Linked DNA regions of Homo sapiens: region 2 is linked to region 1. A link is a contact called in ENCODE Hi-C or POLR2A ChIA-PET data. All regions are on one chromosome and are shown on one strand. The core of a region is the stretch at or near the end of the contact, and the rest is flanking DNA. Distances in the headings are between cores, read along the strand shown.

Evidence for each region. A loop is a pair of places that touch in the nucleus more often than their neighbours do. ChIA-PET counts read pairs that join two places held with the same protein, here RNA polymerase II (POLR2A). Pooled maps may share reads with other maps.
Region 2: a pooled map shows a loop between it and region 1 (1.9-fold over the local background). The contact joins two enhancer-like sites. A Hi-C loop is called at or near these places in 2 of 168 maps with a recorded cell type or tissue (CD14-positive monocyte and breast epithelium) and 4 of 50 pooled maps. POLR2A ChIA-PET finds 5 or more read pairs at or near these places in 1 of 52 experiments (GM12878).

Annotation. Positions count from the first base shown.
Region 1 is chr7:143,368,848-143,371,945 of GRCh38, reverse strand. It overlaps a transcript of FAM131B not described here. Among named protein-coding and RNA genes, the nearest start is that of FAM131B, 7.7 kb to the right of the region's middle. Within about 2 kb of position 1,507, at least 2 of the 41 ENCODE cell types and tissues checked have a DNase peak (open chromatin) inside an H3K27ac peak, as active enhancers do.
Region 2 is chr7:143,470,888-143,474,155 of GRCh38, reverse strand. The region is part of intron 2 of EPHA1-AS1 (EPHA1 antisense RNA 1); the gene reads right to left. Among named protein-coding and RNA genes, the nearest start is that of TAS2R41, 5.4 kb to the left of the region's middle. RefSeq lists an enhancer at 864-2,063. Within about 2 kb of position 1,700, at least 4 of the 41 ENCODE cell types and tissues checked have a DNase peak (open chromatin) inside an H3K27ac peak, as active enhancers do.

The sequences.
Region 1 (3,098 bases), core at 258-2,757:
ACATCAAATCAAACTAATCCCACATGCTCTCTGGCCTCATCTCCCAGCAATCATTTTGCCTCAGCCACAATGGCCTTGTTACTGTTCCTCCAATGTGTAAGGCACATTCCCATCTCAGGGCCTTGCATTTGCTAGTTTCTCTGCTGGGAAGGTTCTTCCACAGACATCTGTATGGATCACCCCATTATCTCCATCATAGCCTTCCTCACATGCTGACCTCTCAGTGAGGCCTCCCATGACCATCCAGTTTAGAATGACATATACCAGCCCTTTCATTATTATCCACCTCTCCTTTCTTTTTTTCTTTTCTTTTTTTTTTTTTTTTTTTTTTTGAGACAGGGTCTTGCGGTGTTGCCCAGGCTGGAGTGCAATGGCATAATCATGGCCCACTGCAGCCTCTACCTCCCAGGCCCAAGCAATCCTCTCATCTCAGCTTCTCAAGTAGCTGGGACCACAGGCATGTGCCACCAGGCCTGGCTAATTTTCTTTTTCTTTTTGTAAAGACAAGGTCTCCATATGTTGCCCAGGCTGGTCTTGAACACCTGAGCTCAAGCAATCCTCTCACATCAGCCTCCCAAAGTGCTGGGATTACAGGCATGAGCCACCACGCCTGGCCCTTCCTTAATTTTTCTTCATAGTAATTATCACCTTAAATATATCATTCCATCCTGGGTTTTGGCACTCCCCCACCAAACAATTCAGTCTCTTAATTGTTGTATTGCTGTTTCTGCCCCACCACTTCTCACTAGACTATAAGCTCCGTGACAGCAGGAGTTTTGGATCGTAGAACCTAGAGAGGTACTGACATAGAGTAGGTAGGTGCTCCTTAAATACCTGTAATATGGAATGAATGAATGAATAATGGAAAAAACTAACAAAAAAAGACAAAGAAGGAGCAGCCGGAAAGTCAAGAGGAGAACCAAGAAAGAGTGTTTGGGAATGAGGGAGTAACCATGAGTCCCTCACGAGGGTATGAAATGCCCCTGATGTGCCACTTAAGGTTAGAAATGAACAAAATCTGTTAACATGGAGGCTAAGGGTGTTACTGGAAAGAAGTCCCAATCCAGACCCCAAGAGAGGGTTCTTGGATCTCGCACAAGAAGGAACTCAGGGCGAGTCCATAGAGGAAAGTAAAAGCAAGTTTATTAGGAAAATAAAGGAATAAAGAATGGCTACTACACACACAGAGCAGCCCTGAGGGCTGCTGGTTGCCCATTTTCATGTGTGTGTATTTTTTTAAATTATATGCTAAACAAGGGGTAGGTTATTCATACCTCCCCATTTTAGACCATAAGGTAACTTCCTGAGGTCGCCATGGCATTTGTTGGCGCTGGTGGGAGGGTAGCAGTGAAGACCAGAGGTTACTCTCGTCGCCATTTCGGTTTTGGCGGGTTTTAGTCAGCTTCTTTACTGCAACCTGTTTTATCAGCAAGATCTTTATGACCTATGTCTTGTGCTAACTTTTTATCTCATCCTGTGACTTAGAATGCCATAACCGTCTGGGAACACAGCCCAGCAGGTCTTAGCCTTGTTTTACCCAGCTCCTATTCAAGATGGAGTTGCTCTGGTTCAATTGCCTCTGACAGGGGAGCCCCCCGTGTGAGCTGCTTCAGTAGAGTGAAGATGCCAGATTGGGTAAGTTGAGGAGTGCAGAGAAGTAAGGAAATGGAGAAGATGAGTGCCGGCAGCTCTTTCAAAAATTTTGGCTGTGAGAGAAACTAGAGCTCCAGGAAGAGAAAGATCAAGGGGCAAATTCCAGCTCCCACCTTAGAAGGAAGACATTGCTTGCATTCCTTGGCCCTGCCCCCAACACAGTTTTCCACCATCAGTAATAAAATTCAGGCTTGACTACCACTAGCCACCTCATGCATATACATGAACAAAGAGGTTGGAAAGGAAATTCTTCTTTAAGTTAAAGAGAGAAACACCCAGCACCTGGCGTTCAAAATTTCCAGTGTCCTTTGGACCTTCCTGCCTGTGTGGGTGCCCTGGCAGGATAATTGTGATTGATTGATTCAGTGAGTGAACAGCTTTCAAGTGGACCCCCACCCAGGAGAGCAATGCCTTGTCCCTATTAGCTTATCACCATCACAAAACCTTAACCAAACGGTGGTCTGAACCTATACACTAGGATTAAGTACCCATTCTTAAATGAGCTCTGAACTCCTAAGTTAGAAAGAACAATGGTCTTTTTTTTTCTTTTAATTTTATTGTGGTTGGTAAGAATGCTTATGAGGAGATCTACTCGCTTAAAACTTTTTTTTTTTTTTTGAGACGGATTCTCGCTCTGTCGCCCAGGCTGTAGTGCAGTGGTGCGATCTCAGCTCACTGCAACCTCCACCTCCTGGGTTCAAGCAATTCTCCTGCCTCAGCCTCCCGAGTAGCTAGGACTACAGGTGCCCACCACCATGTCCGGGTAATTTTTGTATTTTTAGTAGAGACGGGGTTTCACCGTGTTGGCCAGGCAGGTCTCGAACTCCTGACCTCAGGTGATTCACCCTCCTCGGCCTCCCAAAGTGCTGGGATTACAGGCGTGAGCCACCGCGCCCGGCCAAAACATTTTTTTAACCTGTTTTATCTGCAAGAAGTTGAACAGTCTCCATAAGCAAAAAGATTATGAGGCCTGAGCTTATTTCAACAGGGCTTAATGTTATAATAAAAGTCATAGAAAAATAATGTAACATAGCTTTAGGGGTGCATCTTAGGATAGGGAAAAGAATGTTAGACTAAGAATTAGAGGACCTGAATTTTGGTTACAGTTCAGCCACTTACTAACTCAGCCACTTACTAAGTGTGTGACTGTAAAAATCTGAGAGGTGAATTTTCCTTGTCTGTGGAAGTACAGCAAGGAACTTGATTTCTAAGTATTCAACCAGTTTTAACACTCAGTCATCTGTAACTAATGCCCTATATATCCACCACTCTTTCACTGTCGGGAAAATGCCTTCACTGTTTTTTCTCTGGACTTGATTGGCTCACTTAAATAAAGACATAGCCAACTGGAGCTACATCTACCCACTATGTATTAAACACATTATTTAGGAACAGGATCAGTTGCAGGAAAGGATAAAAGGTTTCAGGTAGTTAGACTTTGTAGG
Region 2 (3,268 bases), core at 451-2,950, 100 kb before region 1:
CTTTTATTATTATGTAATGACTTATTTGTCTCTAGAGACAGTTTTTTAGTTAAATTCTATTTTGTTGGGTATAACTACTCCTGATTTCTTTTGTTTACTATTTGCATGAAAATCTTTTCTATCCCTTCAGTTTCATCTTACGTGTGTCTTAAAGTGATCTCTTACAGACAGCATATCTCTGGATCTTGTTGTTTTTAATTTATTTGCCACTCTTTGCCTTTCGATTGGGTAGTTTAATCCATTTTTATTTAAAGTAATTATTGGTAGCTGAGGACCCTTTTGCAATAATATCAAATATAGCAATAATTGTTATTTGTTTTGCAGTTGTTTTGTTCCTCTCTTCCTCTTTTGCTGTCTTGCTTTGTCATTTGATGATTTTTGTAGTGATTTCCTTTAACTCTTCAATTTTTATGTTCCCTTTATATTTGTGTATCTTTTATAGGTTTTTTTCTTTGTGGGTAACTCGAGGTTTACATAAAATACCTTGTAGATATAATTGTCTATTTTATGTTAACAACTTAACTTCAATTGCATATTAAAATTCTACATTTTTACTTTCCCCCACCCACACTTTGTGCTTTTGTAGTCAGTTTGCTTCTTTTTATATTGTGTATCCATTATCAAATTTTTATCTTTTAACTATTATATTAGAATTAAAAGTAATTTCTATACCATTATTACAGTGTTACATTATTCTGTATTTGTCTACATATTTGCCCTTAGTGGTGGTATCTATGCTTTCATATATTTTTTCATTGCTGTGTAGCAGGTTTTTATTTCAATTTGAAGAACTCCTTTAAGCATTTATTGTAAGGCAGATCTGGTGGTGATGAACCTTCGCAGTTTGTATTTGTCTGAGAAAGACTTTACCTCTTCTGCATTTAAAAAAAACAAAATAGTCTTGTGGGATGTAGTACTCTTAGTTGGAATTTTTCTCCAATATATGGAACATATCATCCAACTCTCTTCTGGCTTGCAAGACCTTTGCTAAGAAAATTGTTGATAGTTTTATGGGTGTACTGTTAAGTATGATAGCTTTTCTCTTGCTTCTTTCAAAATTCTCTTTGTCCTTGACTTTTAACAATTTGATTATAATTTGTCTTCATGTAGTCTTCTCTGGGTGGAAATTTTTTAGTGTTCTTCAAGTTTTGTGAATCCAGATGTCTATTTCCCTCCCAAGATTTGGGGTGTTTTCAGCCATTATTTACTTAAATATGTTTTCTGTCACCTCTCTCTTTCTCTCTATTTTCCTACCAAGACTACCATTGTGTATATATTTGTTTACCTGATGGTGTTCCATAAATCTCATAGGTTTTCTTTACTCTTTTTCATTCCTTTTTTCTATTTTCTTCTATGATTGGATAATTTCAAATGATCTGTCTTCCAGTTTGCAGATTTCTGCTTGATTAAGTGTTGGGGAAACCAGCCCCACACTACCCAGCGGGTACTCCGAGTCCGGCAGAGACAAAGGAGTTAGAAAGAGACAGAATAAGCGTTTTAAAGGTGGGTCCAGGGGACTGGAGCGTTGGAGGCTTGCTCACGGCCCAGAGCTCTCGGGCTCCACCCAATTTATTGGTTTACAAGCTCTTTGTTCTTAGGGTAGATGGGAGGGGGAGGAAGGGATGAGGAAAAGGATGAATCAGTGAAGGAGAACTTGTGAGTCATTCGATAAGATGTATAGCAGTGGCGGCTTCTGTGAATTTCCTTGAGCAAAGGTGTGTGTCTAAACTACTTAAGATCTTTAACTTATCAGGACTGAAACTGGTGGGAGCAGGTTTCAGGAGGAGCCAAGCTGTTTGATTATACTCCACTGCTTCAAGGGAGTGTTATCTCCCTGAGCAACCTGTGGAATGCCGCTGAGCGTTATGCTCTCGGGGCATAAAGACATGAAGGCAATAAGGAGACTTTTCTCGGGCAGCCCATGGGTGTCTCACACAGGGGAGACCAATTCAACTGGCACCCCAGAAACTCTCTTTCCCACAATTACGTCTGCTGTTGAGGCTGTCCATTGCATTTTTCATTTCATTAATTATATTCTTCAGCTCTAGAATTCTTGTATGGTTCTTTTTTATGATTCCTGGATCTTTTTTGAACTTGTTTATGTGTTATTTTCCTGATATTGTTGCATTGTCTGTGTTATCTTGTGGCTCACTGAGCTTCTTTCAAATAATTATTTTGAATTCTCTGTCAGGTAGGTTGTATATATCCAATTATTTGAGGTTGGTTACTGGAAATTTATTGTGTTTCTTTTGTGATGTCATGTTTCCTTGGTTTTTTATGTTCCTTTTAGCCTCAGGTTGATGACTGCACACTTGAAGGAGCAGTAACCTTTTCTAAACTCTAAAAACTGGCTTTGGTGGAGAAAGAACTTTATATATGGGTGGGTTTGAGGGTGCTGGCAGGGTGGCATGCAGCGGCTCCCACATTGGGGTAGAAGAAATGGTAGCTCCAACTTCAAGGTAGTATGGTAAATTTGGGCCCAGTGTGAGAGAGGAGTATCACATGGTATGGACTCCGGATAGCTCCATCAGCTGGAATCATCATTGGCAAAAACTGCAACGGTCCTTAGTGGGAAAAGCTGCAGGTGTCTGTGGTTACAACAAAGGCTGCTGGAGTCCTCAGTGTTGAAGGTTGTTGAGATCCTCCTTCCCTCCTTTACCCCAATGGGGAAAGATTGCAGCTAAATGTATCCCTTTTGGCACTGAGCCGTGCCAAACAGTGGGAAGGACTGACAAGGTAAAATGATTCCTGTGCTTTTCTATGTAGCCATCCTAGTCTTTTATGCTCCATTGGGTTGCTGCATTTTCTTCATAGTATTCCAGAGCCCTCCTATTTTCATCAGTGGATAGTTGTTAAATTGTCGTTTCATGGGGAGACAAAAGTTGGGACTCCCGGTTGACCATCTTGCTCTAAAAATATTTTCTTGAATAAAAATACATTCAAGTTGATCCATATTTAAATGTTTTCTATTTAATACTTCAAATATATTCTTTCTCCATATTTGTTTAAAACTATTTTAAGGTTAGTGTATCCTTTTGAACTGTGCCTTTGTTATAAGAGTCAACTGAGAAAACTAGTCATACAAATAATGTGAAAGTTGTTACTACCACAGCAGAAACGTATAGTCGTATTAAAATTAATAATACATAGTAAAAATAAAAAAGAGAGATCTCATTGACGTTGAGTGTATATGCATTTTTCTCACTTCAGGTGTATGTTTCTTTTACTGTTTTCATTCATTCACTCATTCATTCATTCATAAAATATT